Linked DNA regions of Homo sapiens: region 1 is linked to region 2. Evidence: chromatin loops called from intact Hi-C (ENCODE). Cell type or tissue: left ventricle myocardium inferior. All regions are shown on one strand. Each heading gives the region's core, and the rest is flanking DNA. Links, peaks and the distances in the headings are about the cores only.

The links. Hi-C counts contacts between places; a loop is a spot of excess contacts. Peaks named below come from ENCODE experiments on the same cell type or tissue, not always from the same donor. Only the 100,000 strongest peaks of a DNase experiment are listed, where the experiment ranks them.
Region 1: a loop joins it to region 2, with 2.7 times the contacts of the local background. A loop is called at or near these places in 10 of 110 quality-filtered maps.

Annotation. Positions count from the first base shown.
Region 1 is chr22:40,841,346-40,848,971 of GRCh38, forward strand. ST13 (ST13 Hsp70 interacting protein) reads right to left here. Exons shown (of 12, transcript NM_003932.5): 3 at 6,949-7,024; 4 at 3,494-3,564. Among named protein-coding and RNA genes, the nearest start is that of ST13, 11 kb to the right of the region's middle. In left ventricle myocardium inferior, for the core only: no CTCF peak of the experiment used is centred there; no DNase peak of the experiment used is centred there.
Region 2 is chr22:41,168,644-41,173,643 of GRCh38, forward strand. It overlaps EP300 (EP300 lysine acetyltransferase), which reads left to right. Exons shown (of 31, transcript NM_001429.4): 25 at 78-224; 26 at 860-973; 27 at 1,763-1,928; 28 at 3,856-4,020; 29 at 4,980-5,000. Among named protein-coding and RNA genes, the nearest start is that of EP300-AS1, 26 kb to the right of the region's middle. In left ventricle myocardium inferior, for the core only: no CTCF peak of the experiment used is centred there; a DNase peak (open chromatin) is centred at 2,098; H3K27ac peaks cover 518 bases.

The DNA of each region.
Region 1 (7,626 bases), core at 1,510-6,509, 330 kb before region 2:
GGTGACACAGAGCAAGACCATGTCTCACCCTACCCCTGCAAAAAAAGAACAAAGAGTTATAGCAAACATCCTCCTAAAATGGAAAGCTCTGGAGATCTTTAACCACAGGAAAAAAATATACAACTCATGCCTATAATCTCAGCACTTTGGGAGGCTGAGGCAGGTAGATCCCTTGAGCCCAGGAGTTCAAGACCAACCTGGGCAATATGGCGAAACTTCGTCTCTACAAAAAATAAAAAGAAAAAATAAATATTAAATATAAAAATAATGTTTTATTTAAAGACAGGGTCTACCTCTGTCACCCAAGCTCCGGTGCAGTGGTGCAATCACGGTTCACTGCAACCTCCATCTCCTGGGCTCAGCCTCCCCTCAAGTGTAGCTGGAACTACATGCTCGCAACCTACTAAATGTTTTGCTTTTTTTTTTTTATAGAGACGGGTTTTCATCATGCTGCCCAGGCTGGTCTAGAACTCTTGGACTCAAGTGAGTTGCCTGCCTCACTCTCCCAAAGTTCTGGGATTAGAAGCATAAGCCGCCACTCCTGGCTGCAATTTTATTTTGAAGGTAATGCAGGACACAGGATACAAAGTCTATATTCAGAGGAAGAGAATGTATGTGGTCTAACCAGACACCTTCCAAAATAAATCTGCAACTCCAAATGCTAATACCGGCAAGCATAATGGTATAAACCTGTCCTACAGAAACGGACAGTTGAGTAGTGAGATTAAAAGAACTTCCCCTGAAAATTCAGAGCCACAGCCAGCCTTTCATCTGGAATTCTGTATTACCAAAGTAATTGGAACAAACAAAAAAACACCATGCTGAGACTTTCAAGGGGTCCTTGAGTTGGTAGCACCAATTCAGAGACTTCATGGAAGCAATCACCTTCTTACCTAGGCCTCAAAATTTTTCTACAGGTGAAGTTCCAAAGAACACATTTTCAAAATATCACACACAACACACAAACACATCATAAAGTAAACAAGGTACCTTAATGAGCAAGAGCCATGAAAAATAAGAGTAAGACCAGCGAAGAGTTCAACAAGGAATTTAATGTGTTTAATAAAAGTAAATTCTGAAAATGAGTAAAGAGCAAAAGACTTACAAATAACCAAGTAGACTTCAAAAAGATTTGAAGTACCAAAATGAAAAACACAAGCATTCCAATTCAAACATCAATGGAACAGACAAAGCATAGACTGCTTTTCAGCAGAGAGTGATAAAGAAATGAAACTTAATAACAAAAGTCTAACATTACCAGGGATCCAGAATTAGAGCATAAAGTAAACAAGAAGGAGGCAATATTTAATAACAGCTGAAAATATTCTAGAGCTAAAGAAAGTTAACCCTAGAATTTGATGCTCACTGAATCCCAAGCAGGATAAATAAAAAATTATAAACCTAGACACATCATAAAAGAAGTAATACCATCAATAAACATAACATTTAACCTTTAAAGTTTCCTTTGACAAATGGTGACAGAAAGTACTTACATTTGTTCTTAACAAAAATGCACAAGACTTACGTCAGGTGCAGTGACTCATACCTGTAATCCCAGCACTCTGGAAGGCCAGGAGTTTGAGATTTTGTCTCTACTAAGAATTTTTAAAAATAAAAATAAAAAACTAGCTGGACATGGTGGTGCATGACTATAGTCCCAGCTGGTCAGGAGGCTGAGGTGGGAGGATCACTTGAGCCCAGGGCGTCAAGGGCGCAGTGAGCTATGATTGTACCACTACACTCCAGCCTGGATGGAAGAGTGAGACACTGTCTCAAAAAAACAAAGCACAAGACTTATGGGGAACACGTTAGTAAGTTATTAAAATATTTTAAAAACACCTAAAAATTGGGCAGATAACATTATTTATGGATAGTTTATCTCAATGGTGAGGAGATATATCTTTTCCCGAACTTGATTTAGATTTAACACAATTCTAACAAAGGGGAAAAAAACCAATGGAAGCGGGGAGACTTGATCAACCTATTTCTAAAATTTACTTGGAAAAACAAAAAGCCAAGAACAGCCAAAAGACTAAAAAGTTTTGGGGGTCCTTGTTCTACAAAATAACAAGACTTAGTATCAGACGATGTGGCATTAGTGAACAGAAAAAAAATAGACAAGCAGAACAATAAACTCCTGAAACAGACCCACAATATTCAGAAACAGTGTATTTTAGTTTTGGTGGGACCGGTAGATTAAAGGTGAAAGGTGAGTGTATAAAATGTTCAGAAGAGAAAAAGCAATGCACTACAGCAATTATAACCTCAAAGTAATAAAGCAGAAAATATCTGCATTAAAAGATACTATTTTTGAAACAACATGAAGAAAGATGAGTGAAGATGAGTCACAAACTAGCAGAAAATATATGCAGCACTAGCAACAAATTATTAGCATCCAGAATATTGAAATGAAATACAAAGCAGTAAGAAAAAGATCCAGCAAAAAGTGGAAAAAGTTTAAACAGGAGTTCGCAAATGCCAGTGAACAGCCAATAAACATTTAAATATGCTCAGCCTCATTAGGAATCAGGAAAATGCATTTTTTTTTTTTTTTTTAAATAGAGTTTTGCTCTGTCGCTCAGGCTGGAGTGCAGGGGTGCGATCTCACCTCACTGCAACCTCTGCCTCCTGGGTTCAAGTGATTCTCCTGCCTCAGCCTCCCAAGTAGCTGGGATTACAGGCGTGCACCATCATGCCTGGCTTATTTTTGTATTATTAGTAGAGACGGGGTTTCACCATGTTGGCCAGGCTGGTCTCAAACTCCTGACCTTAGATGATCCACCCACCTCGGCCTCCCAAAGTGCTGGGATTACAGGCGTGAGCCACCCTGTCTGGCCAGGAAAATGCAAATTAAAAGCCACAAAAAGATACCATTTCCCACAATACTTGGCAAAGATGAAATCTGATAATATCAAGTTTTGAGGATAAAAACCAATCTTTTAAAACTGCTATTACTATATTAGAGTGTTTCTCAAATTTTTATCAGACACTAAGGAGCCTTTTTAGACATCTTTTCCTCATTTCCATATCCCCAATTTTAATACCACAGATACACTACATATTAATATTCTATGAGTCTTTGGAGGACCACTAACCATTGTAATATATAGAATTTTTTTTAAGCCCTCCTCCCAAGAACCAATTTTCACTCCCTTGAGGGCCTGTTATGACAAACCATTCTGTAATACAATTTGGCATTAGATATTCCATCAAGAGCAACTCCACTAATAGGTATGTATTTTAAGTGAATTCTGCGTTACAGTGCAAGCAGTCACACCAGATGCAAACTTAAAAAACAGATAAAACAGAAAGTAACAGTATTTATTTTCATTAGTATTTTAAGTAGTAAAATACAATGCTTGCCTAAAACGCCTGAAGTCAGAGAAAGATTTACTATGCGCTTTTCCTGGAAGAATCGTGTCATAAAATCATTGCAACAGCAGGACCTTTCACATTTCTTAGAACAAGCAGGAAATCAAGTCACCGAACTTACCTCCGCATTTTCATCTCCCATTTCTTGAGGAGCATCAGTGTCTGGTTCAATCACACCTTCTTTATCAATTTCTGCCAAAGTCGAGAAAATGACAATAAGACCTGCACCGTACAATATAGTAGCCACTCCCAAGATTATTAAAAACTGACATACTATGACTACTACAATTAATTATTTTAAGTATTGATGCATTTTAAAATATGTTCCCATTAAACATTTCGTTACTTTGGTAAGACTACACTTTACGTTAACTGTCACATCATGTAAGATATTTATTATCAGGTTGTAGTGGGGTTGTTGACATGTGCAGTTTCTAGTATTACACATAAATACACCACTGATTTAGTCATTGTATATAAATACACCATTGTCAACAAACTGATTTAGTTCAAATAATTTTTTTCTACACACTGATGTACTATGTTTTTCAAAAATATGCAGGTAAGCTACAGTGATACTTCAACGTAAATCAAAATATTTTAATATAATTACATTCATTACTTTCCTTTTTTAAAATTAAAATAATTTTGGGGGGGGCACAGGATCTTACTATGTTGTCCAAGAAATCCTCCCACCTCGGCCTCCCAAAGCACTAGGATTCCAAGCATGAGCCACTGCACCTGGTCCCTAATTATTTTCATTTTTAAAAGTAGCATGGACAAGTTTTAATTTTAAAATAAAGGCTTACTACTGATGCAGAATCAAGTACCAAGGCTAGATTTAAAAATAAATTTAGTTTCCATATGTACAGTAGTGACCAAAGCTAGTACTTACAACCAAAACAGTAAAGAATGAAAAGCAGTATCTTGCTTTTCAAATTGTCATTTAACAGTTGTCAGTTAAATGACAACTGTAATTTGTTGCAAGTGGAAAACGAGTTTTATATATATATACACACACACACGCACGTATCATTTAAAAAGAACACATTTGCAAATAGTTAATTTGATAAGAAGTTTCCTTAGTCAAAAAAAAAAAATTTAAAATCACCCACCTAAAATCAGAATTACTGTCCAGCAACAACAAAACTTGACGCATGACTGACAAACTATATATATACATATATGTATATGGTGTACAATGCGATGTTTTAACATACAGGCATATCGTTTTTTGAGACGGAGTTTCGCTTTTGTTGCCGAGGTTGGAGTGCAGTGGCGCAATCTTGGCTCACCGTAACCTCTGCCTCCCAGGTTCAAGCAATTGTCCTGCGTCAGTCTCCCAGGTAGCTGGGATTACAGGCATGTGTCACCACACCTGGCTAATTTTGTATTTTTAGTAGAGATGGGGTTTCTCCATGTTAGTCAGGCTGGTCTCCAACTCCCGACCTCAGGTGGTCCACCCGCCTCAGCCTCCCAAAGTGCTGGGATTAAAGGTGTGAGTCACCGTGCCTGACCTCAGGCATACCTCATTTTATTGTGTTTCACTTTACTGCACCTCACATAATGAAATGATTCTCACCCATCATATTAATAACTATCCATCTCACATATTTATTTGTTTTTGGTGAGAACACTGAAGATCCAGTCTCTTAACAAATTTCAAGTATACAGTATTATAGTCATGCTGTATACTGGATCTCTGGAATTTATTCAGATTATAGCTCAAAGTTTATGCCCTTTAACACGGTAAAAAAATTTTAATCCATTTTTTAACAGCAACTAAGCTTGTCTATCAAAGTTTGATTTGTATACAAAAAAGAAAACACTTTTAGGTGGAGAGTTGGTTAAAAAATTTATTGTAGTTTTAGAAACTGGTAGAAAGTAAGACTAAAGAGGCATTTTATAAAAAGTAAAAGATCTTCAATTTAGCACTCAAACAACTGCCAGTAGAATGTAAGACCTCTAATGATATCAAAGATAATTTGATTCAGGCCAGGCGTGGTGGCTCACACCTGTAATCCCAGAACTCTGGGAGGCCAAGACGGGCAGATCACCCGAGGTCAGGAGTTTGAGACCAGCCTGGCCAACATGGTGAAACTCTGTCTCTCCTGAAAATACAAAAAAATTAGCCAGGCATGGTGGCATACGCCTGTAGTCCCAGCTACTCAGGAGGCTGAGGCAGGAGACTCGCTTGAACCCAGGAGGGAGAGGTTGCAGTGAGCCGAAACTGTGCCACCACACTCCAGCCTGGGTGGCAGAGCGAAACTCAAGTCTTCCAAAAAAACCCCAAAAAAACAACAAAAAAAAACTGATTCAAAATTTAAAACATTTCAAGTACTTTTCTTCAGGTTCTGTGATATAAGAGACTTCCAAATTCATGAAGAAATTTAGTCAATTTGTGGCCAAAAAACCAACCAAACTCATAGCACAGATAACTACTCTTCTAAATATGAACCAGTTTTATCAACATGGTTGTAAGAACTAAACAAATACTATTTTTTGGCACTCAATTCAGTTATGGGAAAACTTTTGGCTGGGCATGGTGGCTCACATCTGTAATCCCAAACACTTTGGAGGCCAAGGCAGGTGGATCACCTGAGATCAGGAGTTCAAGACCAGCCTGACCAACATGGCAACATGGCAAAACCCTGTCTCTACAAAAAAAAAAAAATACAAAAATTAGCCGTGCCTGGTGGCACACGCCTGTAGTCCCAGCTACTAGGGAGGCTGAGGCATGAGAATTGATTGAACCTGGGAGGTGGAGGCTGCAGTGAGCTGAGATCACACTGCTGCACTCCAGCCTGGGCGACACAGTGAGACTCCGTCTCAAAAAAAGAAAAAAAAAAAAAAAAAGAAAACTTTTTAAGTATGCTTAGAACAACTTTAATATGTAACCCAACTTTTTCTAATACAAACATTATGAAGTCTGATTTATTATCAATGAAAATGTAAAACCTGAATTGAGGGGTGCCACATGTGTAAAATACCCTTTGGAGTTTGAATGCTATTAAAAAAAGAAGCAAAATAAATTATTAACAAATATTGAGGCCAGGTGCAGTGGCTCACGCCTGTAATCTCAGCACTTTGGGAGGCCAAGGTGGGTGGATCACGAGGTCAGGAGTTCGAGGCCAGCCTTGCCAACATGGTGAAAGCCCGTCTTTACTAAAATTATAAAAATTAGCCGAGTGTGGTGGCAGGTTCCTCTAATCCCAGTTACTCGGGAGGCTCAGGCAGGAGAATGGCTTAAACCTGGGAGGTGGAGGTTGCAGTGAGCCGAGATTGTGCCAGTGCACTCCAGTCTGGGTGACAAGAGCACGACTCCATCTCAAAAAGAACAAAAAAACAAAAAAAAATATTGATTACACATGTCAATATTTCAACCAATATGCCATTAATATCTGAATTTATTTCATGTTTCCTTTTACTTTCTAAAATGTGACTACTAGAACATTCTAAGTTTCATATGTGCCATTATATTTCTATTACACAGTGCTGATTTAAGTCACTTTAATAAAAATCAACAAAGTATCACATCATAGGTTTTCAAATACAAACTAACTACCGTCTCCTCACCTAGATCACTTTCCTCACTTGATGGTTCGTCTGCCTTTAAGTCTTCCTCCACCTTCTTACTATCAGGTTTTTCTTCCTAGCAAAGGGAAGACAAACAGTACTATCAGTATTTAATAACATACCGAATATTTATACTAATTTCTACAAATCTATGTATAAACTGTCAAATATGGCCAGGCATGGCGGCTCATGCCTGGAATTCCAGCACTTTGGGAGGCTGGGGTGGGTGGATCATTTGAGGTTAGGAGTTCAAGACTAGCCTGGCCAACACGGTGAAACCATCTCTACTAAAAATACAAATTAGCCGGACGTGGTGGTGCCCGCTTGTAATCCCAGCCACTTGGGAGGCTGAGGCAGGACAATCACTTGAACCTGGGAGGCGGAGGTGGCAGTGAGCTGAGATCATGCCACTGCACTCCAGCCTGGGCGACAGAGCAAGACTGTGTCTCAAAAATAAAAAAACAACTGTTCAAAATAAAGTTTGAACATTGACAATAAACAGTTTAGAGATTATAAATAGCCTCATGTCCACTCACATTATATTTTATTGCCAAATTTAGTAAAAATCTTTACAAGGGTTTTTGAGTTTTGGAACTGCAAATAAGAACCTGTGGAATTACAATAATAAACAATGAAAATTCAAAGAATTTAAAAGTGCACGACATATAGAAAGCAACA
Region 2 (5,000 bases), core at 1-5,000:
GCTCATACATGGTTACTATTGGTGATTCCAGTCTGAATGAGTTATGTTGTGGTTCCCCCACCATCTCAATTGTATAGGTTTGTGGACAGTGGAGAGATGGCAGAATCCTTTCCATACCGAACCAAAGCCCTCTTTGCCTTTGAAGAAATTGATGGTGTTGACCTGTGCTTCTTTGGCATGCATGTTCAAGAGTATGGCTCTGACTGCCCTCCACCCAACCAGAGGTATGACTAGCTCACAGTGGCTAGCTCCGGATTTGTGTGGGAGTTCCAACTTATAATAGGTGGAAAAGCATAACAGGCAAGAAAATGTTTAGTGTGTTTGGTTTGGAAATGCAAAATCTCAAGTGTCCAGTAATTTTAAAGTGAAACAGATTAAAAAGCAAACCCCCAAACAAAATAACCGCTCAATACTGCTCTTCTGTGGTCATAGTAATAAAGGATATGAATAGCAACCTGAAATTGGAATTTGAAAACAAACGTACTACTCTTCAGAAAATGAGCTTAAATCTGGATTAAGTAGCTATGTGAAAATATATCATACAAATCGGGTGGGAATTTCTTTTCTCCAAAAATAGTATAAAGGCAATAATAAAAACGTATAGGGATCACCAAATACTGATTGATGTGTATGTGCCAGGCACTGCTAGTTACTACAAATAGAAGGAAACCACAGGCTCACTGAACTTCCCTGAAGGGTTCACGGCGGAGTCGCCTACCTGCCTGTGATGAGCTTCACAAATAACGATGTGAGCAAAGAGCCTGGGAGAGTGAGAGGGTGTTATTAGGCACATGGAGTAAAGAACTCATTATGTGACCTGACTTTTTTTTTCCTCTTCATTTCTCTTCATTTTGTATAGGAGAGTATACATATCTTACCTCGATAGTGTTCATTTCTTCCGTCCTAAATGCTTGAGGACTGCAGTCTATCATGAAATCCTAATTGGATATTTAGAATATGTCAAGAAATTAGGGTAAGCATATTTTGATAATGGCTTTTTTTCTTTAACTAGCATGGCATTCTGGTGAGATATAGGTTAAATATGCAAATATATAACTCTTGGCCTTTTTTTCCTCATTTTAGTTCTTACGTAACAATTCTCTTAACTTTGTTGGAGCCCCTTTGAAGTTAATGTCAGTAGAGAGAAATGGATATGTTGGCCCTAGTTTCACCCATCCAACATTAGTTTTGTTTGTAAGCTAAGCCATTGGGTCCACTTTGCTTTGAAGTTTGATTTGTGCCCCTCATTTGAGGGCAGAATTTTAACTGCATTTGATCCTTTTACAACCTGGGTATGAAGACCAAAAACAGTTCTGGAGATACTTCTTACCTTTAGAGTATGTATGTCATTGGAAACATTCACTCCCTCATCTTGAAGTCTGTTTCTCTGAACAGTGTGCCTTTTAATTTAGCTCTTGTTAAATGGGTCCATTTTCCTTTGCAGTGTAATCTTCATTTGGTCTTAACATGCAGACTTAGGGTTTTTGGATCCAGGGCTAAGTCACCCACTTCGTGGCTGAGATTCGCAACATCCCACCATGGCCTCCAAAAATAAGTAGGCAATATGAGATCCATTGTTACTACTGTGAGTTATGCCTAATTTTGGCCTCACAATGTTAATCTCATTCTGGGTTATATATACACTGTGTTATCTTGGGAAAAATTATTGGTATCTATATCAACTCCAACTTGTGGTTTAAAATGTAGCCTTCTAGAATAGATTATCTCTTTTCCTTAATGTTCTTTCTCTTTGTATTGTTAGTTACACAACAGGGCATATTTGGGCATGTCCACCAAGTGAGGGAGATGATTATATCTTCCATTGCCATCCTCCTGACCAGAAGATACCCAAGCCCAAGCGACTGCAGGAATGGTACAAAAAAATGCTTGACAAGGCTGTATCAGAGCGTATTGTCCATGACTACAAGGTCAGTTGGGACATAGGGGCCAGGTGCTGACAATAGATCTGGAAATGCACTAATGTTGCTGCTCTTTGTTCTGTCATTTAACTTTTTTTTTTTTTTTTTTTTTTTTTTGAGACGGAGTCTCGCTCTGTCACGCAGGCTGGAGTGCAGTGACACGATTTTGGCTCACTTCAAGCTCCGCCTCCTGGGTTCATGCCATTCTCCTGCCTCAGCCTCCTGAGTAGCTGGGACTACAGGCTCCTGCCATCACACCCGGCTAAATTTTTTTGTATTTTTAGTAGAGACGGGGTTTCACCGTGTTAGCCAGGATGGTCTCGATCTCCTGACCTTGTGATCCGCCCGCCTTGGCCTCCCAAAGTGCTGGGATTACAGGCATGAGCCACCGTGCCCAGCCTTTTTTTTTTTTTTTTAAACAAAAGTCTTGCTTGTTCTACCTCTTGCATGTAATTCCTAAAAATGCTAATTTGATTGCTTTTATTTTGTATATTCAAAATTTTTCAATATAAGAAAAACCAGGTTTTGAAGAGCGGTAGATCAAGAAATCCCTGTTTTAAACATGTAACCAAAATTTTATTTTATTTATTTTTGGGGGGAGGGTGGGGATAGAGTTGGGGTATCGCCATGCTGCCCAGGCTGGACTTGAACTCTTGGCCTCAAGCATTCCAAAGTGCTGGGATTACAGGCATGAGCCACTGTGCCCGGCCTTAAAATATATCTTTTTGTTTTGGTTTTTTGTTGGTTTGGTTTGGGTTGGTTAGGGTTTTAGGGGTGTGGGTGTTTTGTTTTCAGAAAGGGTCACTCTCTGTCACCCAGGCTAGGGTGCAGTGGCATGATACCCGCTCATTGCAACCTGTGCCTCCCAGGCTCAAGCCATCCTCCCATCTCAGCTTCCTGAGTTGCTGGGACTAGGTGCACACTACGAGAGCTAGCTGATTTTTGTATATTTTTTGTAGAGACAGGATGTCACCATGTTGCCCAGGCTGGTCTCAAACTCCTGAGCTCAAGTGATCTGCCCACCTCAGCCTCCCAAAGTGCTAGGATTATAGGCATGAGCCACATCACCCAGCCAAAAATATATTCTCCCTTTTTTTTTTTTGGACGGAGTTTCAGGCTGGAGTGCAATGGTGCAGTCTCCTGGGTTCAAGTGATGGTCCTACCTCAGCCTCCCGAGTAGCTGGGATTACAGGCATGCACCACCAAGCCAGGCTAATTTTTTCTATTTTTAGTAGAGACGGGGTTTCTCCACATTGGTCAGGCTGGTCTCGAACTCCTGACCTCAGGTGATCCACCTGCCTCGGCCTCCCAAAGTGCTGGGATTACAGGTGTGAGTCACTGCACCTGGCCAAAAATATATTCTTAATTAACAGTATTATGTTATTCATAAATATAGGTTGTCTCATGATACAGACTTGTCTTCCTCAATTTAGTAGTTCAACTAAATAAAGAAGTTTTCCTAAGCAGCCCAGCAAATCATTCTGCAGCAGATACTATTTCCAGTATTTGTAGTTTTGGTCATTTTGAACAAAGCTGTCAGTAAAAGCTGCTGAAATTCCAAGGATGGGTGTGAGGAGGGCATGCTTCATACCACATATTCTGTGATAAGGAGTGGTAGGGGCCATGGCATGCATGATGGTGCTACCACCCTGACGTTGATCCTGGCAGGATAATTGCCACTTGGTTATATAAAGGCAGATAAGCTCCCTGTTTTTGTGGGTAGAAGAAATAGAAAACCGGAAATATTGACTTTAGGCCAGGCCTTTTCACTATTTATTTTTCTAAATACTCCCTGGCTTACGGCTTAGGTATAAAGTCTCTGCCAGCTTTCAAGACATTTTAAGCTTTCATGTTTCTTGTCAGCCATGATTATTCTGTATAATCAATGCTTTAAAAGAACATAGAAATTCCTATATGTACATGCATGTTTTCACAGGATATTTTTAAACAAGCTACTGAAGATAGATTAACAAGTGCAAAGGAATTGCCTTATTTCGAGGGTGATTTCTGGCCCAATGTTCTGGAAGAAAGCATTAAGGAACTGGAACAGGAGGAAGAAGAGAGAAAACGAGAGGAAAACACCAGCAATGAAAGCACAGATGTAAGGGCATTGAGTTTCCTTTGAAACTTCTATCATGATTCTAATATTTAATCCAGAAGTGCACTTAAACTTTCAATTGGGTTTTAAAGCTTTCAGGTGTAAAAGAGCTCTTTAAGTTGGACAAGAAATATTGGCTTAGAGAGGTTATTAGGGTTCTGTTTCAGTGGTATTAAACTTTTAAAGCATCAGAGCCCCTTTTAAAATGGCATCTCAGACTTTGAGTAATGTGAAATGATAAAAGAAACTGAAGGAAATCCTGAAAAACTGATAGAAGATTACTTATCTGAAGGACTAGGTTATGAATATTATAGGCCTTGTGGGTCACATATCTCTGGCATATTTTCTGTCTTTTAAAAACACACTCTTTTTAAATGTAAAAAACCATTCTTAGCTATACAAAATAGGCCTGAGCCAGAATTTAAGTTACTAAGCCTGGCTTAGTAACCTCACCAGTTATTTCCCCATAGCATATCTCGAATTACCTCCATTGAATTTAACTTAACAAAAGGCACCCTTAAATAGTCTGTTAACAAACTCTTACAGCCTTGTCATTTAGTATTTGTAGGCTCATAACATTTTAGAATATGAGTGGAAGGAAATAAAACCAAGGTCTTCTGGCTCCCCACTTTGATACACTCTTCACTACCCCAAAGTGCCACCCCTTCCTTGTTCCCTAGCCCCAATCTGGGATACATTCAATCAATCTACAGGGTCTGCACATTCTGTGGCCTCTTCTAGGCAAAAAGCTAAAGGGCTGCCATTGCCTTAAAGATCACTGGGAGAAAATTAGGTCAAATAACAACTTTAAGGAGAAAGAATAAGTGAAGAGAACAGCTAGTAAAATAAGTTACAGGCATAAGATTATGATATCTAGTTTCAAAGAAGGGAGATATTCTGTGCTATTCCCAAATTACTTAACAAAAACCTTATTTTCTTGTCTCCTTTGTGCTACTCTGCAGGTGACCAAGGGAGACAGCAAA